Linked DNA regions of Homo sapiens: region 2 is linked to region 1. Evidence: read pairs that join two places in POLR2A ChIA-PET (ENCODE). Cell type or tissue: PC-3. All regions are shown on one strand. Each heading gives the region's core, and the rest is flanking DNA. Links, peaks and the distances in the headings are about the cores only.

Region 1 (15,094 bases), core at 2,545-10,544:
GCACCGGCGGCTGGGGAGGCCGGGGGCAGCTGCCTGCGCTGGGAACCCCACTGCCAGCAGCCCTTGCCAGATAGAGTGCCCAGCACTGCGATCCTGCCTCCACGCCTTAATGGACCTTGGATCTCCACAGGGTAAGACTTCAGGTCATCCTGACCATGGACCCCTGGACTGGGAGACTTCTGCCTCTGGGACTCGGCATCCAATCTTTGAAATGGGCATAATTCACATAGTTATCCAAGAGGCCTTCTACCTGCCAAGCTGCTGGAGATGCTTGCCTCCCCTCCCAGAGTGCAATGGGAGGCAGGGACTCTGTTGGGCATCACGTCCATGGTCAAAATCCATTCAACACCTTGAACACCTATTATACAAACCTATTACGAGCTAAGTGCCAGGGGTCAGCAGTGGGACATGCGCTCAACATGCGAACACACAAATGAATAATATAAACTTGAGATTGCACTAAGTTCTTCAATGAAGGAAATAAAACCAAAGATGTGATAGCAAGTGACCTGGAGGGTTCTTTAGAGAGTGATCAGGGGAGGCTTCTTGGAGGTGGTGACATCAGCTGAGAGCTAAAAGGAGAGGAATCAGCCATCTAGAGAGCCAGGGAAGAGCCAGGCAGAGGGGGCAGCTGCTGAAGGGCCCTGGGGCGGGAAGTGGCAGGCCAGGGAGAGCCTGGGTGCACCCATCTAATTCTGTCTAACCTGACAGGCTCACTCGACATTTCAGAGGCTCAGTCGCTGCTTTGCGGCCAATGGACTTTGCATTCTCTCCTCATCTGTGGTGCACAAACCCTACAGCAGCCAGCTGAGTCCCACTCCTGGGGCAGGGATCGGGGAAAAGGGAGGCTGTGGCCCCCTTCACACCTGGCATATTCCTCCTTCCCCCGACATCCCCTCCAGGCCAGTCCCATTCTGGGGTCAAGGACTGGCCTCTCCGTGTCCTTCCTGTACCTCCTGAGGTCAGGCAGAAACTCCCGACTGCCAAACATCTGCTAGCGCTTTCGTTGGAGGAAGGGGACATGAGTCCTTCGAGGCCACTTCGAATGCATTTGCAGGCTCAGCCAGGCTGCACACAGCCCCCACGCCCACGGCACAGTCCAGGGGAGATCCAGGCATCCACTCACCAGGGTCACCCAGACAGAACTGGGGTACAGGAAGGGGGGACGCTGGTTGTAGGCTGCTTCTGCCCCAAGACAGTAACATTCTGGAGCAGTTCTTTTAAGAAATTTCTTCTAGAACTTTCTTCCTTGAAAGTTCCCTGCCATGCTCTCCAGACTGACCTTGCTGCTTCTTGGGAGAAGAGTGGGAAAGGCCCCAGAGCCTGGGAACCATCAAGAGGTCCAGTGTGACCTGCTGTGTCCTCCTGGCAAATCTCCCCTCTCCAGGCCTGAGACCCTCAGGGGTGTGGCTCACCCCTCCCTATTTTTAAGTACCTATACTAGTATTTACTTATCATTTTCTGTAAACCAACTTGCTTTTATTTACTAAAATATATTCATTTATTTTTACAGCTTTATTGAGATATAATTGGCATACATTGACAGTGTAATGTGATTATTTTTAAAGAAAACGTAATATTATCCTGGATATGGGGAGCAGAGCCACTTGTCATAAATTAAAGGTAACTGTAAAATTAAATTCCATGAAAACAAAACAACATAAATCCTCTGTAGATCTGTTGCCAACCCGAAGTTCTAAGTTGCTCTCTCTGGGAGAACAGGGAGGTTGGCATTAAAGACACATTAGCTCTGACCAGAGAATTTCCCCTCAACATTATCAAAAAGATGGAAGAAAAGAAAAGGGAATTATTTCCTTGCTGGGTGATAACATGTTTCCTCTGCTCCAACAGCCCTGGTACAAAAAAATATCAAGAAAATGGGCTGGGATCACGCCTGTAATCCCAGCACTTTGGGAGGCCGAGATGGGCAGATTGATTGAGGTCAGGAGTTCAAAATCAGCCTGGCCAACATGACGAAACTCCATCTCTACTAAAAATACAAAAATTGGCCGGGCATGGTGGCACATGCCTGTAATTGCAGCTACTCGGGAGACTGAGGCAGGAGAATTGCTTGAACCCAGGAGGCAGAAGTTGCGGTGAGCCGAGATTGCACCAGTGCATTCCAGCCTGGGTGACAAAGTGAGATTCTGTCTCAAAAAAATAAGAAAGAAAATAGCAGTACAAGAGGGTACCTGGTTAGAGTAAAATCGTGAGGAGGGTGCCTGCTATTTTTCCCCCGACTTCATCCACCGTCCACCCTACCTGCGCCCTCAGTAGGAAGTCCCAGAGGCCTCCTCTGCCCCATCCCCAGGTTGACCGTGAGTCTAGGAGTCATTTCTCTTTCTTCTCCGTCCAACCCCTTCCCCTGGATCTGTTTGTATCACCAGCAAATGGAGTCTGGGGCCAAGTCCAGCCCACTTCCCATTTTTGTAAACAAAGTTTTATTGGCACACAACCATGCCCATCCATGCACGTATCATCTATAGCTGCATTAGCTCTACAATGGCAACTTTGAGTAGTTGCAGCAGAAACCACCCAGCCCACCAAAACAAAAATATTTATTACTCAGCCCTTTACAGAAAAAGTTTGCCGACTCCTGGTTTATATCTTCAAGCCCTGTCACAGGCAAGGATGAGACCTGGTCAGGGCAGTGAGCCTAGAGAAGGGGGAGACAAGACGGGCCTCCATTCACTCAGCAAGGACGCGGGAGGGAGTGGGGCGGGCTCTGGGCCAGGTGCCCAGAGTCCAGCGGGGGAGGAAGCAGGCAGGGCATCCCGGAGCTCCCAGGCCAGCGGGTCCCCAGGTGGTTGCAAAAGGCCCTCCAGCAGGGCAATTCAGATTGAAGGAAAGGAGAATGAACTAGAAGGCTTGTGTCGAGGCCACGAGGCATCCAGTGCAAAGCCCCAGCCCCAAGGGTGCCTGACTGCGAGCAGTGAGGGGAACTGAGGCTGGAGGGGCCCAGGCCTGAGCTGAGGACTAAGAGGAGGGCTGGGGGGGAGAAAGGAGCCCAGCCCAGAGGGGAGAGGGGCTCGCGGCGCGGTGTTCCCTCTGCACCCAGCCCATCTCCTTCCACCCCTGCAGCTGCGAGGTGCGCCCAGGACCGGAGTTCCTGACCCGCGCCTACACCTTCTACCCCAGCCGGCTCTTTCGAGCCCACCAGTTCTACTACGAGGACCCCTTCTGCGGGGAACCTGCCCACTCGCTGCTCGTCAAGGGCAAAGTCCGCCTGCGCCGGGCCTCCTGGGTCACCCGGGGAGCCACCGAGGCCGACTACCACCTGCACAAGGTGGGCATCGTCTTCCACAGCCGCCGGGCCCTGGTCGACGTCACCGGGCGCCTCAACCAGACCCGCGCCGGCCGGGACTGCGCGCGGCGGCTGCCTCCGGCCCGGGCCTGGCTGCCTGGGGCGCTGTACGAGCTGCGGAGCGCCCGGGCTCAGGGGGACTGCCTGGAGGCGCTGGGCCTCACCATGCACGAGCTCAGCCTGGTCCGCGTGCAGCGCCGCCTGCAGCCGCAGCCCCGGGCGTCGCCCCGGCTGGTGGAGGAGCTGTACCTGGGGGACATCCACACCGACCCGGCGGAGAGGCGGCACTACCGGCCCACGGGCTACCAGCGCCCGCTGCAGAGCGCACTGGTGAGTGTGTGTGTTGGGGTGTGGGAGAGGGGGGTGGTGGTCTCGGGGAGGCGAGCTCGGAACCCAGCCCCGCAGCTTTGCAAGACCTGGGCCTGCCCAGGGCTCTGGCTGCCCGGCTGTCATCACTGCCCCTCCCCACTCTGGTCCGCGTGCCTCAGGACATTTGCGCACCCTGTTCACGCAGCTGGAGACATCTTTTTTCAGCCTTTACAAGGCTGGCGGGCCTCTGGTCGGCCTTCCCACGCTAGTCCTCCCCGGCCCCTGTCCTCGTGGGCACTGCAGGATCTCATTTCTGCCCCTGCTGGGCACAGAGGCTTGGTGGGTGTCCCCCTCCCTTAGTTCTCGGCTGAAATATCCGCTCCAGTCCCCATTCTACCGTTCCCCGTTTCCCGCAGGTGACCCTTGCCAGCTCTCAGCCCGCTCTGAAGCTCTGTTGGTGACTTGTTTATTGCCTCTCCCTCTGGCGCTAGGTCCTTCACAAGGGTGGGGCCACAGCGGGCACCTAGCACGGGTCAGGCCGACGATCAGGACCAATAAACGTGGATGGATGAATTAGGGAGAGGGCAGCTTTCCTCCAGGGCGCCGCTGGGGCCGCGCACACCAGCCCAGATGCCACCCCCTCGAAATCTCAGTGCGAGCCTCACACTGACCTAGCCGCACAGCCACTGGGGCGCCACCCTCGCCCACTCCCAAACCAGACGGCGAAGCCACGTGGCCTGGGCTTCTTGTGAGAGGGCCGAAAGGGATCCTTCAGGTCTGGGTGGAGCCCGGGGTTCTGCATTTCCAGCAAGCTGTCCGGGGTGTGGGGAGGCTGCAGGCTAAAGGAAACCACCCTCTCTTTAGCATGTTCCGCCTTGACTCCAACACGAATTTCATTGAAGCTGATTAACCTAGATTTTAGAAGAAGCCATTGCACGCATACCGTCCTAATTTGGGGAGGATCTAGCAGTCCCCCAGCACACTTTTTTTTTTTTTTTTTTGCCAGATGAGCAAACAGGCAGAAAGAAACGTAACTTTACTGTATAATGGCTCCTGGCACATAGCTCAGAGCCTGGCTCCTACAAGGGTGTGGACCTAGGACCTTCCCAGTGTCAGAGACCCCTCTGGTGGCTGGTGAAGCCTAAGGAACCCCCCTCAGAAAATCTGTTTTTAAAAAAAGCATAAGAGAAAATACGTGGGATTTAAATGAAAACCAGTTCTATTAAAACAGTTACCCAAGTTTTAAAACGCTAATTTGTGATATAGAGAAACGATAAATGTGAAATCTTTATTTGCCCTCATTTCAAAGCAGGGACGACTGCAAACCATGTTTCCAGTACCTGCAATGCTGTTAGTGTCATACAAGGTCAGAGGTTCTGCTGACGCTACTGGGGCTCGTTGCCTCCATTTACAATGAGAAGAAATGTTAACTTTTATTAGTGAAAGGTTAGTGAAAATGAAGTTGAGGTTAGCATTCGAGGTGAAAAACTTCTGTACAAGGCACCCAATGCGTATTTCTTGAGTGCACAAACGAGCAGATGGAGGGAGGGTGGATGAATGGGTGTGGATGGATGGATGTGTTCAGCATCCCCATGAAGTCCTCTTGGAGCTCTTAGGCCACCTTCACATCATTCAGCATGTATTTGTTGCCTACCGTGTACTGGACACTCAAGGAACTAAACCAATGAGGCAACTTCTAACCCCTGGTAGTACCCACTTGTTATTGCCCCAATGCGGGAGCACTGTGGATGAGACAGACCAGAAGCCTGCCTTCCTCCCCTTCCCCCACCCCCTCCTCCAAACTGAGGATCTGGATAGCAGAGGAGGAGCACGACACGAAGTTCTCATAATCAGAAAATCAGCCTCAGAGTTCTTTTTATGACCTCAAAATTATTCCCTTTTTGGCAACCAGTGTTCTAGGCTGGTCTGGCGTTAATCCTACTTAGTTCAGAGAAGGCGCTAGCGGTGAGTTGATTACCGGCCACCACCACCTCATTAGGAGGGGAAACTGCTCTGAATGCAGAGAGGACAGATCCCCGGGGGCTGTGGGGGCTGGCAATTTCATGCATCCCCAGGCAGGACTCTGGGGCCATGGCTGTCCCTGCCCTCCCTGCTGCCCGGCCAACCTGGGTGACCAATCCAGCCTGAAATGTGATGGAGAAGCAAAACACATAGAAATGTATGCAGTGATGAACGGTGCCAGATGTACAGACATTACATTAAAGGTCTGCTCACCAATGGCCCGTCTCCTTGGGAGAAAAAAAAAAAAAGAAAGAAAGAAAAGACAGATAATTTCAAAGAAGGAATTGCTGCAGAGAAATCCCCAAGAAATGAATCAGTTGTTGCCTTAAGCTCTCTGGGGCCCACGCCTTGCCCACGACCCAAACCAGATGGTAAACATGAACATTTTTAGAAGTTAATTTAAAACCAATTTGATCCCCAAATTCATTGCCTGGATATAGAATGCTAATCAATCAGCCAACACTGGACCAAAATTATCTGAGCCTGGTGTCACCTCTGGGGGTTAATTAGAAACTGTTTTGTGCTGTTTGAGAAATAACTTTATGTAACAGGCTTAAACGAGTAAGAGTTTGGTTTCTGTACAAGTGTGAATTCTGCTGGCTGGGGGCTTTGTTTATTAACGCATGAGACTTCAGACCTCTGCAGAAAGATGCCCGAAAGATTTCCCATGGAGCCGGGAACCTTGTTTCACCAGCTTCAAAAGCACCACAGAAGGAAATGCTTTTTCTCATCCCTCTTTCACCTTAAAACTTTGCTGCTTCTCAATTTGTTTCTGCTCTGCAGAAAACTGCTCACCCCAGATTACCAACTAGCAGCCCTAAATGTCCTATCTGCAGAGAATATCTTTTGGTTGTCTTTTGTGGTGGGTAAGGACAGCTCTGGGATTATGTTGCTGTAACGCATTATGTCTTCTCAATATATATTAGTGTGACAGCTCAGAATGTAGGTTAAAATGCCAAAATTAGAGTCGACTCTTATCAGCCGGCATCCCAATCACCAACACTCCGGCTAACTATCAAGCTTGCTTGCTCCCATCACAAACATTTTTGCAGCCATTTGCTAGCATTTCAGAGAACCGTCAAGCTCTCTGGGCCCAAATCCCCATAACCAAAGCCAATATGGTCTCCGATATTATATAAATCAAGGAAACTTAAGGTTCATTATAGAAATAAAAAATAACAGCTTATAAAATGTGACGCCCCCCCCCCCCAAAAAAAAACTGTTCTCAATCATCCAGTATTTTCTTTCTAAACCAGAACTTCTAAGTGCCACTCGTCTGGCATGAAACTCACTCAGCAGTGCTGTGTGGAAGTCTTTTGGGATTTTTGCAAGAAAAAATATATTGGAACAAATTTCCCAGCTGGACCCTCAAAATGCCCCCTTCCTGTGGCTGTCCTGCCTGGACTGCAACTCTAAGTTTCCTTCTGGAATGGCCACAGCAGGAGATGTTTGCTTGTTCTCACATCAGCTTTGACAAGTTCCAAGGCCATTTACCTTCCAGAACGGCGCTCTGGCCTACAATCTGGGCGGCAGCTTCTTTTTTAGAAATAAAATAGGAGAAGGAGAAGAAGGAGAAAGAAGAAAGAAGAAATCTGTATCTCATTCCTTTTTAGCGTCTGCTGAGCTTTTTCACTCCAAAATGCAGACTACTCCCACACAATTTGCTTTAGCATCTGTTTCCTGTTAACGTGTTTTACGGTAAACCCAGCTCACGAGAGTTTGTAAGGCAGAGACAACTGTAAATAAGGGCAAAGACAGAGGAAAACCAACTCATAGCCTGGGACAAGGGAGGGTGTGGTGGCACCTGAAGACCCGAGTGTGGCCGGTTTTCCCTATAACAAATAACACGACAATGAACATCTTTGAGTCCCAGCTCTTTACGAGATTTCAACTATCTCCTTCGCGCAGACTTAAGCAATGGGCTTCCAAAGACATAATTTTTTTTTTTTTTTTTTTTTTTTGTGAGATGGAGTCTTGCTCTGTCACCCAGGCTGGAGTGCAGTGGCACAATCTCGGCTCACTGCAGCCTCTGCCTCCCTGATTCAAGCAATTGTCCTACATCAGTCTCCTGAGTAGCTAGTATCACAGGCATATACCACCACACCTGGCTAATTTTTGTATTTTTTGTAGAGATGGCATTTCACCATGTCGGCCAGGATGGTCTTGATCTCCTGACCTCATGATCTATCCACCTGGGCCTCTCAAAGTGCTGGGATTACAGGCATGAGGCACTGCACCTGGCCAATTTTTTTTTTTTTTTTGAGATGGTGTCTCGCTCTGTCCCCCAGGCCAGAGTACAATGGTGTGATCTCAGCTCACTGCAACTTCCACCTCCCAGGTTCAAGCAATTCTCCTACCTCAGCCTCCTGAGTAGCTGGGAATACAGGCATGTGCCACCACACCAGGCTAATTTTTGTATTTCTAGTAGAGATGAGTTTTCACCGTGTTGGCCAGGCTGGTCTTGAATTCCTGACCTCAAGTGATCTGCCCACCTCAGCCTCCCAAAGAGCTGGGATTACAGGTGTGAGCCACTGTGCCCGGCTCAGACATATTTTGATGGCTTTTGATCCTTGTTGCCATATCCACTTTCCATGGGGTAGGTAGAGCAAATGATGCGCACCTTCCACTGTGAGATTTCTAAAGACAAAAATCCTCTATTCTCCACCTGTAGGGAAGATGTAACCTGCTATGAGCACATGAGAGGGGGAGCTCAGACAGCCGGGTGTAAGCCAGGCTGCATTTCAGCTGGTCTCTGCCACTTCCAGGCTGGACAACCTGGGCAGCCCAGCCGGCCCTCTGGGTCTCAGCTCCCTCAGCTATAACATGTACCAGTTGCCCAGGAAGTGCTTAGCATAGTTCTTGGCACTTCTGAAACACCTAGAAGAGTGAGCTAGAAAAAGATCAACTTTCACGGTCAAATTCCAGGACCAAGCAGACTGGGCATGAGCAAGGACAAGTTCTCTCAGGTCCCAAGACGAAGGCCACCTATGCTTCCATTCATTTCTCATTTATTCATGCAACAAATATGTGCTTGCTGTGAGCCAAGCCCTGTGCGGTGGGGATGGGGTAGCCGCAGAGACAGTCCCGGCTTTCTAGGGCTTTTTAGTACTGTAAGGCACGATGCATTCCAGTTTGATGAGGGGTGAGGGGTAGAGAGAGGAGAGTCTCAGGGGGTGGAATGAGGAAGATAAAAGAGGGTGGTGTGACAGCCCTGAGGCCCACCTTACATGGGGCATTCGGGAAAGCTCTCTCTGGTGCCCAGCTGAGACCTAAGAGGTAAGAAGGAGCTGGCGGGGAATTCCAGGTGGAAGAGACAGCAGGAGACCCAAGGCCCGGGGGATACAGGGGCTGACCTCCATCAAGGAGGCCATCCTGGCTGAAGCAAGGAGGTCGTCCTGACTGAAGGCAGGGAGTGAGGAGAGAGAGGAGGGAGGGACAGGCCGCACCTCACCCTGCCTTGACACCCCTACAGAGCTGGGGTTCCTTTCCAGGCTGCACCCCAACTTCTCTATGTGGGACAACCACCGTTTTTCTGTTTGTCTTTTGCCAGCACCACGTGCAGCCGTGCCCAGCCTGTGGCCTCATTGCCCGCTCCGATGTGCACCACCCGCCCGTGCTGCCGCCCCCTCTGGCCCTGCCCCTGCACCTGGGCGGCTGGTGGGTCAGCTCGGGGTGCGAGGTGCGCCCAGCAGTCCTGTTCCTCACCCGGCTCTTCACTTTCCACGGGCACAGCCGCTCCTGGGAAGGGTATTACCACCACTTCTCAGACCCAGCCTGCCGGCAGCCCACCTTCACCGTGTATGCCGCCGGCCGCTACACCAGGGGCACGCCATCCACCAGGGTCCGCGGCGGCACCGAGCTGGTGTTTGAGGTCACACGGGCCCATGTGACCCCCATGGACCAGGTCACCACGGCCATGCTCAACTTCTCTGAGCCAAGCAGCTGTGGGGGTGCGGGGGCCTGGTCCATGGGCACTGAGCGGGATGTCACAGCCACCAACGGCTGCCTACCGCTGGGCATCCGGCTCCCGCATGTGGAGTACGAGCTTTTCAAGATGGAACAAGACCCCCTCGGGCAAAGCCTGCTCTTCATCGGACAAAGGCCCACCGATGGCTCAAGTCCCGATACCCCAGAGAAACGTCCCACCTCCTACCAAGCACCCCTGGTGCTCTGTCATGGGGAGGCCCCCGACTTCTCCAGGCCACCGCAGCACAGGCCATCGCTGCAGAAGCACCCCAGCACAGGGGGTCTTCACATAGCCCCCTTCCCACTTCTGCCCCTAGTTCTAGGGCTGGCCTTCCTCCACTGGCTATGACATTGGACTTGACATCAGGATGGCGGCTCTGGACACCCATTCAACCCTTCAGACTCCCTCCTGGCAGCTGTAGGGAAGGAACCATTCTCCTCTGCTCTGTCATGGATGGATGCACAGCCCCACTGCTTCCAAACTCTGCCTGTGTCCCATGTGGCTCAGGACATGAGCTTAACCCCTGCAAAGCCTATACCACATCCCACAGCCCGGGTCCCCAGTCAAGCACTTGGATGCGGCAGTGATGTTCATCGCTACGTGAGTTTCTAAAGATCACTCCCAATTTTTCTACTTTCCTCATCCTTGGCAGCTCGCCAACAGGTGCAGTCAGGGGGCCACACGGAACACCCCCATCCCATGTTCCCCCCAGTTCTTCCCATCCTGACCCTTGGGATTCCAAGATGGGAGCAAGAGGAGATCCTGAGGCTCTGCCTAGGGACGAGGCCTACAGTTCTGCCATGTCTGTAGGTTGTTGTTTAAAGATTATTAATTCGAATTTAGCAATACGATCTCTAAGTGGTGCCATGAATTAAAGATGCCACTTCGGGCTTTCAGTGCTTCTCAGCTTTTGGGCAAAGGGCTTGTGTCTTCAGGGGCAGCTCAGCTTTCCTGAGTCCTGACTGCTGGCATTCGTCTGCATTTGCCTGTGCTTCTGCGAGTCGGACCTCAAGCTGCCAACACTGCATGTGGATAAATCCAGTTTTCCCGGGCCAGCATGCAAAATGAAGAGGACTCCATCTAAGCTGAGAAGCATGGCCTCCCCAGAGCAGCCTGCGGCCTCCAAGCCTTCCTGGCCCAGGCAAATGCCAGTGTGCACCAGGCTGGCTGCTGGGGGCAGGTCTTTGGAGGGGAGCAGCATTTCCAGCCTTCTGAACATAGTTAATAGTAATGACAGCCGTAACACTAACGCGCTCTGCAATTCGCCCTGCCCAGCCATCCTCGGTTGCCAAGATTGCCTGTGCCTGCCTGACAAAGGAAGAGAATCTCCGAATGTGTATCTTTGGGCCCACCCTAGGGAGAGGTCGGGGTCACCAGGCTACATGGCGACATCTAGGCAGCTCCGCCTTGCCCAGCCTCCTTGCCATAATCCTAATATATTGGTGTCCTCTGCTCAGAGGGGACTGTCATCATGGTGGGAACAGGCTGTGCCTCCCCAGGGACTCTGCCCATGTTCCCAGGGCCTCATCTGTACACTGTGAAATTAACTGGCATCCTGGTGGGCCCAAGGGTTTTCAGGACTGGGGGCCAATGACTCACCCCCTCCTTCCTCCTCCTGATCCCTATCTCTAGCTCTTATCACAGATTTTGAACAATTGTCTGTGAGGTTAATGATGGTTTCAGAGGGAAGCCCTTTTCCTCCCTGAGACTGTGTGGGGTTCAGTCAGCCTGCTGAAATTGCTTCCACTTATTACCCATCCTTCCTCTTAAAAAAAAAAAAAGCCCACCAAGTTAGTATTCTCTGTAGCTCTCAGACAGCTACAAGTGTTCCTGGCATATTTACCAAAGTACAAGAAATCATTACATTATTTACGGTCTCAGACTACATCAGGGTTGGGGGAGCTCCTGGTGGGGATGGCAGTGGGTGTCGATGATATGTCCACGGCTGAGCAGGTCTTGTATCCGAAGCTTGAAGTAACCATGCCACCATTTATCATCAAATTTGAACCTTTTAATAAAATTAAACAGCCTGAAAAATGTTCTTGCTGGTTATTAAAGTCAACCAAGGGAATTACAGTTCTAAAGAAAGGAAGTGGAGTGTCTTCCAGAGAATGTGTGAAAGAGAATAAAACCAGTGGAGGTAAACCCCAGCTCTCTCAGTTCTGCTTTCATGCCACTGCCTGTCCTGCTGAAAACCCCCCAGGGGCTTCCACTGCACTCAGAATAAAAGCCCGACTTCTGGCTCGCTGTTGCCTGCAAGGCTCAGCCACGCCTCCACATGCCCCGGCCACACTGGCCTTCTCTCTGTTTCTTGATCACAGGAGCTCTTGCTGCCTTGGGGCCTTTGCACAAGCCCTGATTTCCGCCTAGCCTCTCTTCCCCCAGACCTTCAGAAGTTGAGCACTTTCTTTTCAATCAAGTCTCAGACCAGATGTTGTCTCCTGAAGATGTCACCATTCGCATCCCAAAGAGCAGCCCCATTTCCCTGGTCCTTCTGTCAGTCCACTGCATCACAGTTGTATGTTCTTTGTCATGAAAACTGATCACTGGCGGAAATGACCTTATTTGCCTAGAATGTAAGCTCCAACGAAAAAGACTCGGCTCTGACTCGCTTCCTGCGATCTTTCCGGAAGGGTCCAGTGTGCCTGGTGCATGGTAGAAAGAACTTCAATAAATATGTGACTCAGTAAATGTTGGTTATCCCTGTTAAGCCTCACACTGAGACCCGTGAACGGATCACCTCCATCTACCAGATTCAGCGACCCTCGAGAGGCCCAGCTGAGTCAGTGAGAGGTGTGTGAGTCTCTGCGTCTTGCGCGCGAGGACACTAAGGCACAGAGAGAAGGGGCTGGGCTCCAGAGCCTGAGATCCGGGCCTCTGTATCACAGCCCACGGGCTTGGGGTGTCCTCCTCACTCTTGGAGGGAATAGGATTCCTTGATTTTATTTGGGGAAGGCAATTTAGTGTTGCTTCGTGGGATGCCATCCCTAATGAGAAGGAGTGTGTTGAGCAGGACAGCAGCTTCCTGGATCCCCTCAGTTGGACTTAGTTGCTCTCTGCTCGCTGGGGCTTGTTAGTTTGGGGGCAGGTGATGCTGCTCGGAGCTACGAAGGCTGAAGAAAGGGCAACCATCCCTTTTCTCCCAGGCAGAAGGTCAGGGCTTCCAAGACTCTGGGCTGATAAAGGAAGGGGTCATTTCAGAGGCTGAGGGGCTGAGACTGTCTGGTACAGGGCCAGAGGCCCATGGGCACCAAGCCTTCCTTCCAGCCCTTTGCTCCCGCCCCTTAAGTCTCTGCCCTTCACATAAAACGTGAGAGCGCTCTCATCTACAGACGGGGAGGAAAGCCTAGAGTCCTATTTCCAGATAAAATTAATGTTCTCCATTGCATGTTCAGTCACGTTGAAAGGTGGGGGGTGGGTGGGAAGCCCATGCAGTTGATAATTTCATTGTGCAACTCCCAGGAGAGCAAATGAGCTTTTTTTCTTTAATAAAAAGTTGAAATTGTATACAGCTCTCAGAGGTCCATTAACTAACAGATGCTGGTTATCAAAAGAAGCTCTTTGCCTTTCACTAAGCGCATGCTTTTAATCTCCCAGCGGTGCTACCGGGCTGAACAGCAGTGTGTGGCTTGGTGACGCAGGCCCACCAGCACGTGGCCCTGGTCTGTGCATCCTCTCCTGGGGGCACAGGTGACTCAGACACGAGGGACTGGAGCTTTCTGACGCAGAATGTAGCACTGCATCAGGGCCTGGTCAGGGCTGATTCATACCCATTAGCATCGCAGACCGGAGACAAGCAGGGAAGAGCTGTTCCCACTTCAAGAGGGGACTTGAACAGTAGCGTGCAGCCTCCAGTCCGCTCCTGATGGTTCTGAGACTGAAAGCCTGCTCCTTCTCACACACACAACCCCGCTTAAATGGATGTCAGCATGAGCACAAATGACCTGTCGACATTCCCTAAAACCACCCTTCCAAGCTTCCAGACAGACCCTCCTCCTGCCCACCTGACACCTCTACCTTCCATTTCGGCCACAGTGGCCTCCTTGCTCTCCTGCAGTCCCATGGAACCCAGTCCCTCTCAAGGTCTTGGCTCCAGTTCTCCCTCACCTGGAAGGCTCTGCCCACCTCACCCCTGACCACCCCAAAGATAGCGCCCACCACAGCGCAGTGACTTCATCACAGCATTTGTCAGTGGCCGAAATCTGAAAAAAATCCCGTTTGTTGGTTTTCACCTATTGTTAGCCCCTCTCCTCTAGAATGAGTTCCTTGCCAGCAGGGTCCTTGTCTGTCTTGTTCTCTGTGGATCCCCAGTGTTAGAATGGTGCCGGGCACATAGTAGGAGGTCAATAAATACCAGTTAAAAGAATACATGTTCCAAGACCTGATTGGAGACTCCGAATTCAAGCAGCAAGATGACACCCACACACTATACTGGCCTGGAATTTCGATGTTGCTGACTTTTTTTCTAATCAGATGAGCAGAGCAGAACCCAGGCCTGTGAACTTGAGGACATCTGTTTTCTAGTAGCCAGGATATATCTAGAAAGGCATTGAAGACCACTGCTCTCCCCAAATAGGAGGCCACAGGGCCTGGTAAGAGGTGCCTTGAGACTCCATCTCAAGCTTCTCATCCCCCAAAGGTCAGGGAGACTGGGAGAGCCTCAGCCTCACACAGGTACCCAAGGCTTTCCTTTCTTAGTTTTGGAGCCTCCATCTCCCCCACCCCCGACCCTGCCAGCTTCAGTTTCTTTATCAATAAAATGGGCTGAAACCTGATGGTTCCTGGAGCCAACCAGCCCCAACATCAGTTACGGGAAGACCCAAAATAGTAAGTGATTCAAATGGAATCAATAACGTATTTTGAGAGAAATGGCAAAAAAAAAAAAAAAACAAAAAAAAAAAACGGGTTTGGTGGCTGACGCCTATAATCCCAGCACTTTGGGAGGCTGAGGTGGGTAGATCACGAGGTCAGGAGACCAAGAGTATCCTGGTTAACACGGTGAAACTCCACCTCCTAAAAATGCAAAAAATTAGCCAGGCGTGGTGGCAAGCACCTGTAGTCCCAGCTACTCGGGAGGCTGAGGCAGGAGAATCACTTGAACCCGGGAGGTGGAGGTTGCAGTGAGGCGAGATCATGCCACTGTACTCCAGCCTGGGCAACAGAGCAAGGCTCCGTCTCAAAACAAAACAAAACAAACTCTTAGTGAGGATGGGTCTTTGTCCTGTGATACAGTATGTATTTCCTAGGGGTTATTAATAACCTACTACTCTCACTCCTGCATTTGGCATTGTTTTTAATCCCTCAGGAGAAAAAAAATTACCAAAACTTAGGTGGTCACTACTTCTGGTGAAATCAACTGCCTGTTTAGTAAAAAGAAGACCCACAGACATTTGCTGAGCATCCATCATGTGCCAGGTGCTATGCTGGGTGCCTTGGAAGGAAGGCCTTCCCAACTTCCAGCCAAGATGGGGCAGGCAGACACATGCCTTTAG
Region 2 (15,094 bases), core at 4,475-12,474, 120 kb after region 1:
TACAATCCAGTGTTATAATTTTTGAATTAGTTAACTTTTGAATAATTGAAGAAGAAAAAACATACGTTTCTATTTGCCATTTCTAGTGGCTATTATTTCTTCCTATGGATCTGAATTACCATGTGGTGTCATTTTCCTTTAGTGTGAAAAACCTTCTGGGACAGCTGCTGTTGATTTCTGTTTTTGTTTTTCTAAAAATGTTCTTACTTTGACTTTATATTTGAAAACTAATTTTGGCAAACTGATAGGTTTTTGCTTTCCACACTTTAAAGATCCTGTTCCTCTGGCTTCTGGTCTCCGGCGTTTATGTGTAAAGTTAGCCATCATTCATATTGTTGTTCTCCTGTTTACGTGTCTTTTACTTCTGGGTGCATTCAAGATTTTCTCTTTACCTTTGGTTTTCAGCAGTTTGACTACGACTTACCTAGATATGGTGTTCTTTGAACTTACAGATTTGTTGAACTTCTTGGATTTGTGAGTTATGTTTCACTAAATTCGGGAAATTTTCAGCCATTATTTCTTGAAATCTTTTTTTCTGTTTCCATCTCTCTCTTTGCTCCTCCTGGCTCTCCAATTACACATACGTTAGACTGTTTGAATTTGTCCCTATGATACTGAGACTCTGTCCATATTTTTCTACTGTTTTTCTATTCTTCTGATTAATGTGTTCTATCACCCTCCAGTGAGTTTTTCATCTTAGATATTGCAGCTTTCAGTTTTAGCATTTTCATGTGATTCTTTATTAGTTTCCATTCTATGTGAGATTCCCCATTTGCAGTTAAGTCATTAACACTCCTTTTTTTTTTCCCTTAAGAGATGGGCTTTTGCCATGTTGTCCATGCTGGTTTGGAACTCCTCGACTCAAGCAATATGCCTGTCTCGGCCTTCCAAAGTGCTGGGATTAAAGGCATGAGCCACTGTGCCTGGCCTAGTTTTCTTTAAATCTCTGAACATATGTAAAATATGTGCTTTAAATTCTGTGTCTGCAAATTCCAAGAAAAGGGTCACTTTAGGGTTTGCTTCTACTCACTGGGTCACACCTTCCTGTTTCTTCATATGTGTAGTAGTGCTGACTGTCCACTGGACAGTGTGGATGATGCACTGTAGACGCTTGGTTTTTTTCTTCTCTGAAGAGTATTAAGTTACTGGTGACTCATCCTGAGATTGGTTGGTCTACTTGGGTTTTTGGATTTGCCCTTAGTCCTAGGACACGGTTTCTACTCCCAAGGCATGGCTCTTCTGAAGTTTCATCGGAATGCCCAAGGTGTTTAGTGATCCCCTGTAACACAGCAGGATTGGATTCAAACTTTGAAGTCTAGCCCTGCTGTAATGAGGAGCAGCTGAAATCTCTGCTGTCTTGTCACCCTTGCCAGCTACTGGTTTCTGTTGCATTTTATAATGTCTCTCTTGTGAATTCACAATTTGGGGGTCAAAAAAACTTCAGGGAATTTATAAACAGATTTTAGGGGGTCCCTCCTTGTTGAATCCCTTTTCTGCGATTTGCCTCCTCTTTTTCTGGCTGCTCTAGCAGTCCTAAACTCTGCACTCAACACAAGCTTTCTGCTTAAGTACTAGCTACCCTGTGCCACTCGAACTGGGAAATACCCACTGGGGAAAAGCTGTAAAAATGTGGATCTTACACAAGAAAGCTCCCCTTTGCAGTCCCTGACTGCATTTGGTTGCTCTGCAGTGCCTTCAAACAGTTGTTTTTTTAAAGCTTTGTCTGGAGTTTATATATAATTTTTAGCTGTGGGAGGGCAAGCCACTCGCTATTACTGACATGGAAACTTTCATGTCCTTTTGATGCAAAGAAAGAAGGTGGAGGCATGTAAGAGACTCAAAAGCTGTCAGCACATCTCTGCTCCAAACCTGGCTCTAGATCAGGTGACGGCAAACTTTTTCTGGTAAAGACCAGGTAGTGAATATTTTGGCTTTATGGGTCACATAATCTCTGCTGCAACTACTCAACTCTACTATTGTAGAGTGAAGGTAGCCACAGACCAAGCTTGTCTAACCTGCGGCCTGTTATGTGGCCCAGGACAGCTTTGAATGTGGCCCAACACAAATCCATAAACTTTCTTAAAACACTGAGCTGTTTTTGCGATTTTTTTTTTTTAAGCTCATCAGCTATCGTTGGTGTATTTTATATGCAGCCTGAGACAATTCTTCTTCCAATGTGGCCCAGGGAAGCCAAAAGACTGGACGTCCCTGCCATAGATAATAAACAAACAAGCATGGCTATGTTCCATGAAAGCTTTATTTACAAAAACTGGTGGCAGGTTGGATGTGGCCCAAAAATATATGTGTAAATTCTGTCTGCAAATTCTAATAATGGGATCACTTTCGGGTTTGCTTCTACTCATGGAGTCAGGTCTTCTTGTCTCTTCATGTGGATGGTAACTGTGCACTGGCCAGTGTGGATGATGCACTGCAGACTCTGGTTTCTGGGACTGTCTGCCCCAATTCTAGATGATACTAAGCCACTACACTTGTTCTTGATTTTAAACAGGAGAACAATTCCTTACATGACTACTGTGACAATAAATAAGTCTGAGGCTTCCTAGTGTTCTGATCTCTGTAAAAACAGTCATTGGGAGAAACCATATTAAGATGCAGGAATGTACATTTTTAAAGACTGGATGCAATGTCTATTAGACTCTGGTTAGGAAGCTTTTTTTTTTTGAGATGGAGTCTCACTCCATGGCCCAGGCTGGAGTGCAGTGGTGCGATCTCGGCTCACTGCAACCTCCACCTCCCGGGATCAAGTGATTCTCCTGCCTCAGCCTTCCGAGTAGCTGGGACCACAGGTGTGCGCCACCATGCCTGGCTAATTTTTGTATTTTTAGTAGAGATGGGGTTTCACCATGTTGGCCAGGCTGATCTAGAACTCCTGACCTCAGGTGATCCGCCTGCCTTGGCCTCCCAAAGTGCTGGGATTACAGGCGTGAGCCACTATGCCTGGCCAAGAAGCTTTCTTTTATACAATCACACACAGATGGCAAGTATTTGACATGCTCTTACTACAGGTATGGTGTATTTATGAGGTTTTTTAATATATGTGTTGTGTCTGTCTCAATGCTACTGCAGGAGTCTTTGTTACTGAAGGAGATAATTGGTGGAAAAAGGGTGATTTTAAATGCATTCATTCAAGATAGCAAATAATAGGGACAAAATGGTCTCACAAAGACTCTATCTTGAGAAGATAAACTTAAAATTGTAAAATCAAGTTTAATTTTATCTGGTATTTGAAAAACCTTAGGTTTATTATTGCAGCCAGGAGCTAATTTTCTGGATGAACACTGAGTCGAACTTGATTGATAACTTGGCTATGAATTTTCTGATAAAACTACATACTAGCACAATACGATATCCTTCATTTCATGTTTGACTTTCATAGTCTTATCATAAAAATGACAAATTTTTACAAAAATATTTGAGGGCTTCATCAATTTTCCCTAGGCCCCTCTTAACCCTTTGATACACAAACCATTATCTTCTGAAGCACTTATATCATCATCCTGAGCAGTATTTTTCCTCTTCATTTAAGTTAACAAGATCCCTACTGTCAAGGGCTTCACAGGACATTTGAGAAATTCTCCAAAATCACTTTCATTGACTTAATGAAATCACTTTGCAATCAAACGTAGCTGGACCATCAGAAAGACAATCCATCTGTCAAAACTATGTGCAGTACAAGATGTCAAATGGGGAGGTTGGGGAGGATGTCTGAATGGTCAATTCATCAAAAGGGTTTTCATTTTACGACAATTTTGGTTCCATAATAAATGTCATAACTACAAAGAGTAATAAACATACAACAACAGAAATTTATAATTTGAGTCATGCACTACTCACATGGTAAAAGTAGGTAGAGGAGCTGTCCTTATCTGTGCCTAAGTAGGGCTGGCAATCAGTAGACATAAACCTATGGGCATCAATACCATGTGCCAAGGGGCTGAGAGCAGAGATATGAAGGCAGTCCTTGCCCTCAAGGAGCTTACAGTCTAATGAAAGGCAGACAGGTAAGGAAACAGGTGACAATCCCATGGATGACAGCAATCAAAGACTTCAGGATACAAAGGAATACTCCAAAGAGTTTATTTGCTGATTCATCCAACCAACCAATATCTGAACATCAGCTCTAGGTCAGGCACCATGCTAGGCCCTGGGAGTACAGCAGTGAACAAGACACTGTGGTCCCAGCTCTTGGAGTTACAGTCTGATGGGAGATTCTGTCAATGAAGGTAGGTAGACAGGTATCTAAGGACAATTTTTAATGAATGTTCTGAGGAAAATGAGTAAGGGCAGTAATGAAGAACAAAGTTGGGGCCCTGCTTAGATGCAGGGGGTTTAGAGAAAACTCTGAGTGCATCACATTTAACCTGACACTAAAAGACGGGAAAGGAGCCAGCTGGGCTCCAGTGGAGGGAACAGAGAGTTTTGGTGAGAAGGAACAGCGTATCCAGAGGCATGAGGCCAAGGAGTGCTGGAGGCCCTGAGAAGAGAGGAGCCCCGGGGGAGGCCTGGGCAAGTCACGTGGGGCTTGGGAGGTCTCTGTTCAGAGTGTGGCTGTTATGAGAGGTGCAGTGGGAAGTCACTGAAGGATATTAAGCAGGCCAATAACACAGGCTGATTTTTGTTTCCAGAAGATTCCTCTGGGTCCTATGAGGACATGTCATGGACAGAGGGAAAGCAGGGGACCCACGAAAAGGCTAAAGGAGTACTCAGTGAATGGCCAAAGGTGGCTGAGAGCAGGATGCTGGGAGCGGAGATGGAGAAGTGAACCTATTTGCGATACATGTAGAGAATGAAGCTGTCAGGACACCTGGGTGGAGAAGGTGTCCAGCACTGAGGCCAAGGGAGGAACCCAGGGAGGCCTCCAGATATGGGTCTAGAGCAACACGGCAGTGTGGCGATGTGGTTACTTGTCCGAGAGCAGGGATGGCAGGAAAGCCCCCTTTAGGTGACATTGGAGGTTGGTTCTGAAGGCTGAATAGAGTTGTGGAAGGGCATGAGGGTGTGAAACTATGGCATGCTGGAGAACAGCACGCAGTTTGTACTAGAGGACAGACTGGTGGGAGGAGGTGAAAATAGAGCCTGGCTGTGGATGGCACATTCTGGACCTTCAATGCACTGCCCAGGATAAACGGGCAGTCCCTGACCCAGACAGGCTTACAAGACGTGTCTTGTGTGATCCTCCCAGCATTTCAAACAATTTGTGGGTAGCTGTCAGGTGTGTGGCTTTCCTCAGCACTGCGCTTTGGCAACCCTGGACATGTGCTCACGCCCAGCAACAACTGGCTGGAGTGTGTGCTCATCAGGTGGTGCTCCTCTCCTGTCTTCTCCATGCAGGGCATCCTGGTCAGCACCCCTGGCCTGTGGCTTGGCCCCATGAGCATCTCCTGTGCAGCTCTGGGCTGTGTGATGGTGCATCAGGCAGGCTGAAGGCAGGTTTGCATCTCAGAGCAACTACTCCTGTTGCAGAACCAATGAGAAGTGGACAAGCAAGAGGCAGGAAAACCAGCTAAGTACAAAACTTCACAGACTTCTGCTACCATGGTGGCAGAAAGGGAGAGAGGCAAACACCTTTGTGTTATTTTTTTTTTGTGTTCCAGAAAAAAAGAGATGTTATACGCCACTGCATATACCAGGACAGGCTCTGATTCAAAGCATAATGGAATCTATATTACAGCATGATTCTTTATGATGAGGGCTTTGCTGTATCATCAAATATATGTGAGGGGTAACTGAAACTTGGGATTTAGTGGAGGGTACATATATTACTAATAGGAAGGGCCACACGGATTCGTGGCTAACAGGACAGAACCCAGGGCTGTGTCTACAGATATATTCAGGATTCTGGTAAGCGACACACTTCTGAAGGACAGAAGAGGGATGGTTAGCAAAGGTCCAGCTGTCCTAAATGCTCCATTCTAGATGTACAACATGAGCAAAGGAAAAGGAATGGGGAGTGGAAGACGGTAAGCAGAATATCTTAGATGAGTAATGGGACAGAGGCACAACATCCAGTGTTAAAAACAGAAGAAACCAAACAGAGCAAACTTAAGACATTAAACCTGTACAAATGCATGGAGTCTATGTCTAGGACAACAGTAATGGCTTGTTTTGTTTTCCTCCATTTGTCTGTGATGATTCTTGTCAGATTTCATACTACACACACTATCTATGGTGTCTTAGATAAGGCTGTGATGACAGACTATTTTTCCTGATTACTTCTGGTACACTTTTAAGAGCTTAAGATAGCACCATGCATCTATCAGATGTGCTGTTTGGATCGTACTGTTTGAAAACAAAATTAAACGGCAGCTGAATAATGGGGTGGCTGCCAGAGACACCTTGGAAGGGAAATTGGACTTAGTACCCAGAGGAAAGGGGAGGCAGCAGATGTGTCTTAGTACCCAGAGCAAAGGGGAGGAGGCAGATGTGTCTCAGTACCCAGAGGAAAGGGGAGGAAGCAGATGTGTTTGTCCCCATCCCTGCCTTCCCGGCCCTTTCTGATTTGGGTGGGCTTCCCCAAATTCCATTAGACCCCATGCTGCCATGTTCAGGCCCCGCTTCTGGTTCAGGCTCTTCCTTAAGCAGATAACCATTGTGGCCAATTTTGTCATCAGGCATTTATTAAGTATCTATTGCAAGGCACTGTGTTAGCTTATCCTTTTCACTTATATCTCACCCTTCATATGCTGTAAAGTTCCCTCTTTAGCTTTTAAAAGGCAGCGATAAATGAGTTGTGCTTAACTCACCCTTTCTACCACTAATTGCTTTATATATCTTTACTAGAGGAGAGAGCCCCAAATTATACACAGTGCTCTGAGTGGGATTTTATCAGGCCTGTTGGTCAGCATTTACTTTAAGACACTGCAAGGTATAAAAATGCCCTCAGTGCCCATTATCACTTTCTCCATCGGTGGACTCTGTGGCTCTAATTGAAAAGGCAAAGGCAAAGGCTGGCCTACGCAAATGGAAATAAATGTGTCTCCGGTGCACAGAAGAGAAGTGAGTAACGTGAGATGACAGGGATGCTGACAGTTTAGTTGGAACTTTCATTTGGGCCTCAGAAAAACAGAGTAAATTAAAGAGTGACTTACTCGTTCTTGTCCAGCTGTATCCCAGATTAGGAATTTATGTAGCTCATTTTGGTACTGGACAGTCTTGGTCATAAAAGATGCCCTATAAAGAGAGACCTAAATGATCAGAATACAATTATGTAAAGCACGTTTCCAGCCCCAGTCGGAAACATCACTTAGACTCAACCAACGCTCAGTCTCCCAGCACCACGCTGTATCCTAATTGTGTTCCTCTCTGGAGTATTTATGGGATGCTCAGATGCTGAGTGCATATCCTCCGTCAAAATAAAGCATTAGGCACATCTGCCCGACACCAAGAAGGAAGGGTTCTAAGCTCCTTATCAAAAGAATCAAGAGATAGTTTGGCAACACAGACATTAGCCTCCCTTGTAAAACACAAAACCTGTTATTTAAAGAGATGTTATCATGGGAAAATATTCCTAAAAAACTATGTCCAGGAATGTATACACTAGTTAAAAAAAAAACTTTTTAGGATCTGGCTTTGTCCTCCCCCAATTCCCAAACCACATTCCCATGTAAATAGGTGAGTGAGAGCTAGTGTTAACATGCGAATTAATAACATTAAGGTGTTGAACAAGGAGCAGGAAGATGGCTGGAGAAGTAACAGCTGCACCAAGGGGACCCGATTCATCATCAGTGCCCCTGACGACCACCTGCATTTCATCGACAAAACGGGTTTCTCAGCTGAAGTTCAACATCACACCTTGGGGCCTCATCGAGCCCCGGATGGGAGAAGGAATCATGGTTTGCAGGTCACACCGCTCACTTTCAGGGAGCTACTCTGCCCAGGGCACTCTGACGGCAGGGTTCCTATTATTTTGGGGGTTCTACATTTGGAGAATCTTGAGTGAGACCTCAAAATCTGTGTATCCTCTGAAGAGCCATGGTGGCCCAGAAGACACGCCTGGACACTTGGGGGACTCCAGGACACAGGTTCAGGATTCTTGCCCTGGGATTGGGCCCAGCTCCAATACTACCTTCCATTCCCCCCTCACCCAGAGGGCAGCCTCCCAGGAAGTCCTTTGTCTCCCAGTCTTCTCAAAGCATCCCAGTCTGGCCAGTAGAGCCCAAAGATGGGTGTGTCTTCTTTTCTAATGAAAAATAAGACTTCTGGAACCAAGTACGAAGTTATACTTTTTTTTTTTTTTTTTGCCAAATTGTACTCTTGTTTTTTGGCCAAGTTGTACCCAAATCACTCCAATCAGGACATTGAACTCAATGGCTGGCATTTTCAGATATGCTGAGGCCTTGAAATATTTTTCTTGAGATTCAAGTGATAATCTTCAAGAAAAGTGCAAGTTGAATAGACAGGATGACTTTCTGATGAATCATGAGCTTAGACAAGTATCAGAATCCTTAGTTTTAAAACTTCAACTCTGATACAATGAATTCCTGGCAATATTTATATAAATTTATGCCATGGCAAGTAGCCTCCAAAACAGTGACTGTGACTAGGAAGCGAAGGTAAATTAGGAGGCAAGATCATATTTACTGATAGGTACTACTTATTGGATATTTATTTACTGAAAATTTACCCCTTGGTATCCTTAGTAAAGTGCTTTGTACACAGAAGGTACTCATAAATGGTTATTGTATCAAGAACTTTTGGTGACTCACTATGATTAAATCAGGATGTACAACATGGTTTCTCACTTAGGAAATATCTAAGCATTCAAAAAGCATTGTTTATTGTGAAGATTAAATGAGATGATGTATGTGGAAGTGCTCTGTAAATTGTAAAGCACTGTATCTATACAAGGTATTATTATTATTATTTAAAGGCAGCTCCAGGAAATGTTTTAGTTTAGACTTTGCAATTAGTCCTAAAAGCTTGCAACTCAACTCTCCATCAATTATGGTTGTGGTGTTACATTTATGAGTGACAACAGGCATCCAACAGGAGCCTACCAACAGAGCCAACACATCCAACACTTCCATTTTGGCTGCTCAAAGGAAGAAGAAATATATTTCAAGTAGACAAAAAGCTGAGAAAGGTATACACAATAATTATGACAGGATTGGGACTCAATGAAGTTTAACCTACCTGCCAAGCATTTACCTTTAATTAAAACATTACTTATTACTGACTTATTATTGAGTCAGATAAAAGACAAAATGGCAGCTATGATGTAATGAAAGTGCCCTGAAGGATTAAATCTAACTCCCTGTCTGACCCTGGACCACCCTTCTACTCTCCCCTTTCATCACTTTCACCACGCCTCCTTCCTGTCTACCCTGAAGTTTTCTTGTACCTCAAGCTCCCTTCTTGGGTCTAAGTCTCTGCTGTTGGCTTCCAGTCCATTGATCACCAGCATCACTTGCCCACACCACCAGTTCTCTAGCCTCCTTGCCTGTCTTGTCTCAACCACCCAGAAAAGCCCCAACAGCCTCTCCACCTGCTTCCTCTACCCAATGGTTGGGTGGTGGCTTCGCTGGAGGAAAAATTACAAAACTATGTGGACGGCCATGAAGATTCTACGCTTTGTCTGCTGGGCATGCGTCTTAGGCCTTCTTCCATTCCACAGCAATTATCCCACATTCTCTCTCCTCCTTTCCAGTTCTCTACCACTTCCAGCTACCTGTCTCTTCAGGACAACAGCTTGTTTCAGCCTTCTCAGAGAAAACAGGTTATAAGCCCCAAGACTTTCAACCAGCTCCCCAGTCAACACTTTCAACTAGAGAACAGACGAATTTCCACTCATACTTGCTGTGACTTCCATTTTTCTGACTTTTGCTGAGTCAGAGATGTCTTTTCTTTGGCTCATGTGTCAATGCTGCCCTGGTTCATGACCCCAGCACATCCTGCCTTGGCCACTGCAGTCATCAAACTGGTCTCAAGTCTCAAATCTTTTCAATTGTCCCTGTGTCCACCTTCCCACGGACCACTGACTGCTCCTCTTCCTTGGATGCTTTCCCACTGGCTCTCCCCTGGCCAGATGCTCCCCATCGTTTGGGTCTCAGCTTAAATGTTAATGACCATAGACACCTGTGCCATCTACCCCACCAGGCAGCCTCCCACCCAACTCACCACTGCACTTTGTCTTTAGAGCAGCTTTCACAACATCTGAGTAGTTCATTTATGTTTTTTTCTTTTTAAAGTTTGCCTGTTCAATGTCTGACTTACCCATGAGAATTTTAAGTTCTTTGAGTGTAGGGGCCTCGCTGTAACTCTTCCTCTGTAATAGGGGTATCTTCCTCATCTCTCCATCTCCTTGCTATCCTAGAACTCCAACAAAACATTTATCATGTAGCCTACAAGCTAAGTGGCTGTCTGTTATGCCAACAGATCTAGGGTGTCTTGGCCAAGCACTTCCTGAAGCATGAAGTGAGAAGTACTATTGAAATGCAGGTAAAACGTTGAGATTAGAGCAGACCTGGGCTCTGCAACCTTAGCAAGGTGTGTGGCCTTTAGGGTATGTGGGAAGTGGCTCAACTAGTGCAAGGCTGAGTACGCCCAAGCAGTGTCCTTCCTGCCTTCTGCCAAGCCACCAGCTCCAACTCCTTCTAGCCCACAGGCAACCAGCAAAATCCAGGAGTTACAGCAAAGTCACTGTGTCCCTCTCTCACTCAAAGCTCTGGAATTCTGCTAAGAAGTCATATCGCTTTTTGGAAGGAGGGGGTGTCTCTTTCCTGCTCATTCACGTTTGAATCAGGAGTTTTTTCCCAACCCCACGTCACAGCTCAAGTGGCCAACCTTTCTCCCCTCAACCCCACAATGCATTTCTGTTGATTTCTGAGAGGTTAAAATCTTGGCCTATCACATCTGTAAGAACCACTTCCTCCTCAGCATTAGGATTGGATTCTTTTCCGTAGTGGTAACACCTGGATTCAGGGTGAGACATGGGAGGGGGAGGTTGCCTGTGGCGCCTCCCGAGCTCTGGGCTAGCCCCAGGCAGAAGTCCTGCAGGAGCAGGACTCAACAATGGATTCCTTCCTACGGTCAGGTCTTCACCTGTTGAGAACAGCACTTTTCCAAATCTGCTTGATTTTAGTTTAACTACACAATTTAGATACTTCATCACCCTTCCTGCCCAACATGGTGAAAATAGGGCGTTATTTCCACTCTACCCCCACAAATCACCCCAAATTCCAAGATCTCAATCACAGAACGTTATGTCTGCCTTCCACAGAACAGAAACGAAGTCTGCAACTATCCTTTGTCCTTTGTTACTTGCATCCAATTTTGAAGTAGAGCTGTCTGGTTCTTCATTTTATATTTAATCTACACTTGAACCTCAATCCCTGAAATAAATTCATAAATTGGACCCTAATCTTCCAGTGGGACTACTACAATTTTTCCCTCCCGTTGTCACTAGAACTCTAGGATCACTAGGATCACTCCTTTAACGATCAAGTTAAATGATGCAGAGGGTATGATAACTTTAATATCTTGCTTTTTGAAAAACTGGCAATGGCTCCCTGCCATTCAAATGATACATTTTTATTTTCCAGCCTGCCATTTACTTGTCTGATAACCTTATTTTTCACTACTAAACCATCTCTCTTCACTCTGCTTAGGCAGATCTTATTATGTCTTTAATCTAAAATCCATACTAGCATTATTTCCTAAAGCTAGAATGCTTTTCATATACTTCTCCATTTATCATGGCATTCTAAAAATATGACTTTCTTCATGCACACCAAGTAGTCATGAACTTTGGTCAGAGTACGTGCTCTCAATGAAAAAACTTGTTGCAAGGTATTTTAAACATTTCTTTTCTTTAACTGCAGTAGACTTGTTTAGCTCTCCTGGAACATAGGTGTGCTCTGACATTACATTCCAGCACCTCTCTTTACTGCAAACCCTGTTCTTTGCATGGCATATGGGATGGTGTCATCCCCATAATGGCATATAGTGCCTCCCGAGGATGAACAATCCAGCACATTTTACAATTAACAAAGGATTCTCACTTCTCAAAACTAGAAATCTCATGCAAACAACCCTTGGATCTCTGGATTATGTACACTGATGGAAACACCACTGAATACCAAGATTGAGACATAAAAAGACCAAAGGCACATGACATCTAGAAGTTCCTCTAACAGAGGTATCAAGGGACCTTCACAAAGTTGTCTCTGTTAGAATGGTGCAAAGAACTTGATGGGTTCTCAGTGAGGGTTAGCTGAATTTAAGCGCACATTTGGCTTATGTTAGAGTGGCTTCAAGAAGCCGGAAGTCTCAAGTGTATCCATAAATTCAGTGAAGTATTGTGTGCATTCCATAGTCACACACACCTTTAACCTTTTCTTGAATCTCCACCATCTCTTAGGCTAATGAGATCTAAGGATTAACTCTGCATAGTAATCTCTCCCAAGCAGTCGATACCCACTTAAAGCAGAGTGGTGCACAACGGACTGTTCCACAGGTTCATGGTCATCCTAAGCAAATCCTTTATCACCTTCTACATGTTCATCATACAGCCTAAAAACTTTTTGGAAAATATTTAAAATCAAGGAAAAGATTTCTTTAAACAGGCTGGGCACGGTGGCTCAAGCCTGTAATCCCAGCACTTTGAGAGGCTGAGGCGGGCTGATACTTGAGGTCAGGAGTTCAAGACCAGTTTGACCAACATGGTGAAACCTCGTCTCTACTAAAAATACAAAAATTAGCCGGGTGTGATGGCGGGTCCCTGTAATCCTAGCTACTCAGGAGGCTGAGGCAGGAGAATTACTTGAACCCAGGAGATGGAGGATGCAGTGAGCTGAGATTGCGCCATAGCACTCCAGTCTGGGCGACAAGAGCGAGATCCGTCTCAAAAAAAAATAAAAAAAAATAAACAAACATAACTAAATAGCAAAAAGCTTATCCTTTCCTAAACTTGTCAATAATAATTTACATAACATATACCATTTCACATCAAAAACAAAATCAACAATGACAAAACTGTCTTGACTTTATTGTTAGACACTCTTCTAATGATTTCACATGTGACCCAACTGAATCCCTCTACTGTGGGCTCCAGGCTGGGTTTTATTCTTCATCACCATTTTGCAGATGGGACACAGAATAGACAGGGCTGGTGAGAGGTGCAGTTAGGATCCACAGCCAGGCAGTCGAACCTCAAGTCTGTGCTCTGAACTACAGTGCTATTTGTACTGGGCAATCTGTTCACTCCTTCAAACACCTGGACTTCTACCACATGGCAGGAACACCAGGCAGGCAAGGTGAGAAAGAGCCCATCACAGCCCTCAAGTGGCTTACACTGGGGGTACTGGTCAGGTGAATAGATAATTACCAGGTAATTATCCTATGAGGTAAGTGAAGAATGGACAGACTGTGAGCAGGAGAATGGTGATGGCATCCTAGGATCTGCACCTTAACCTCAGAACCTGTGAACAGATTCCCTTAAATGGCAAATGAGACCTGCCCGATGTGATTAAATTGAGGATCTTGTGATGGAGAGAGGACCCTGTATTACTCAGGTGGGACCAAGAGGAGTGAGAGCCAGAAGAGAAGGTGATCTGAACATGGAAATGGAGAAGAGAATGACGGGCCTTGAAGATGAAAGAAGGGGCCACAAGCCAAGGCAGTTGCTAAAAGCTGAAAAAGGTATGGAAATGAATTCTCCCCTCAGAACTTCCAGAAGGACCAGCTCTGTCAATACTTTGACTTTAATCTTGTGAACTGACTTTGGACTTCTCACCTCCAGAACTATAAAAGAGTAAGTGTGTGTTTTTTAAAGCTGCTCAGTTTGCTGTGATGTGTTAAAGCAGCAAGAGGAAACAAATGCATCAGGAAAGCCTTCAGAGAAGAGGTGAAGTATGGGGCTGAGCCAGAAAGTTGAGGGAGAAGATGGGCGAGGACCCCCAGGGGGGTCCCATTCCATGAAGAGCAACGGCAAGAATCAAAGTAGAGAATCATGAATGTCAAGCAGCAGCCTGGCTGCTCTGCAGGGTTAGACTTGGAGGGTGGGGTGGGCAGAGTGCAGTTAGGTGACCACATAGAAGGCTCCAGGCAGGTGAAGGCTGGTAACAAGTGCCTCCTTGGTGTGAGGCCCTGTTCCTTGTAAGCCAGAATCTCCTGGAGGCCAGAGCTCCGCCACCCCATTTATGCTGCTCCATTTGTATTACTAGTGAATATTTCAGAGATATTCTAAAAATATTTTAAAAAAGGTACATTTCTATGTACCATTTGCATTATGTTGCTTCGTTTGAATTACTACTGAATATTTCAAAAAATCACTCTCTTTTTTTAAACTGAGCCTTGCCTAAGCAACAATATTGGTAAAATTTAAAACCTACCAGTTTCATGAACTAGTTTTATTTTTCCCAAGAGACAATAAAATACTTTTTATCCCCCCAGATTCCAGGCAGTATCCTTAAAGTCTCTACTTTTAAGGATCCTCCAGGACAGAAGTAGAGACAGATGATGTAGGCAAAAATTGGGGAACAGTAAGCCCTGTGAGGGCACAGACAAGACGAAGGGAAGTGGGTCAAAAAGAACAGCAAGGCTGACATTTTGGGCTGGATAATTGAAAAAAAACCAGCGGCCGGGCGCCGTGGCTCATACCCGTAATCCCAGCACTTTGGAAGGCCAAGGCGAGTGGATCACTTGAGGTCAGGAGTACGAGACCAGCCTGGCCAACATGGTGAAACCCCATCTCTACTAAAAATACAAAAAAATTAGCTGGGCGTCGTGGTGGGCGCCTATAATTCCAGCTACTCAGGAGGCTGAGGCAGGAGAATCGCTTGAACCCAGGAGGTGGAGGTTGCAGTGAGCTGAGATCGTGCCACTGCACTCCACCCTGGGCGACAGAGCGAGAGACTGTCTCAAAAACAAACAAACAAACAAACAAAGAAAACAAACAGCAAGGAGGGGAAGCAAGCTAAGCGGCCCATGGAAATGATCCTGGACAAAGATAGGATGGGCAGGAAGGGACAAAAGGGACAACTTAAGACTAACATACAAAATCCACAAGGTATCAACTGCGGTGAGGGAAAGGGAGAGTTCTCAGCAAGTCTATGTAGCAGGCTTCTGTCAGTTC

Evidence for each region. ChIA-PET counts read pairs that join two places held together with the same protein. Peaks named below come from ENCODE experiments on the same cell type or tissue, not always from the same donor. Only the 100,000 strongest peaks of a DNase experiment are listed, where the experiment ranks them.
Region 2: POLR2A ChIA-PET joins it to region 1 with 25 read pairs; 3 of 35 experiments call an interaction of 5 or more read pairs at or near these places.

What each region holds. Positions count from the first base shown.
Region 1 is chr20:58,455,646-58,470,739 of GRCh38, reverse strand. It overlaps APCDD1L (APC down-regulated 1 like), which reads left to right. Exons shown (of 4, transcript NM_153360.3): 2 at 1-131; 3 at 3,082-3,634; 4 at 9,186-11,639. The coding sequence ends at 9,950. Among named protein-coding and RNA genes, the nearest start is that of APCDD1L-DT, 52 kb to the left of the region's middle. RefSeq lists a silencer at 9,731-9,919 and enhancers at 11,706-11,815, 11,946-12,085. In PC-3, for the core only: no CTCF peak of the experiment used is centred there; no DNase peak of the experiment used is centred there.
Region 2 is chr20:58,335,815-58,350,908 of GRCh38, reverse strand. It overlaps RAB22A (RAB22A, member RAS oncogene family), which reads right to left. Exons shown (of 7, transcript NM_020673.3): 3 at 7,110-7,191. Among named protein-coding and RNA genes, the nearest start is that of RAB22A, 34 kb to the right of the region's middle. In PC-3, for the core only: no CTCF peak of the experiment used is centred there; DNase peaks (open chromatin) are centred at 5,968 and 8,598; H3K4me3 peaks cover 715 bases; H3K27ac peaks cover 3,269 bases.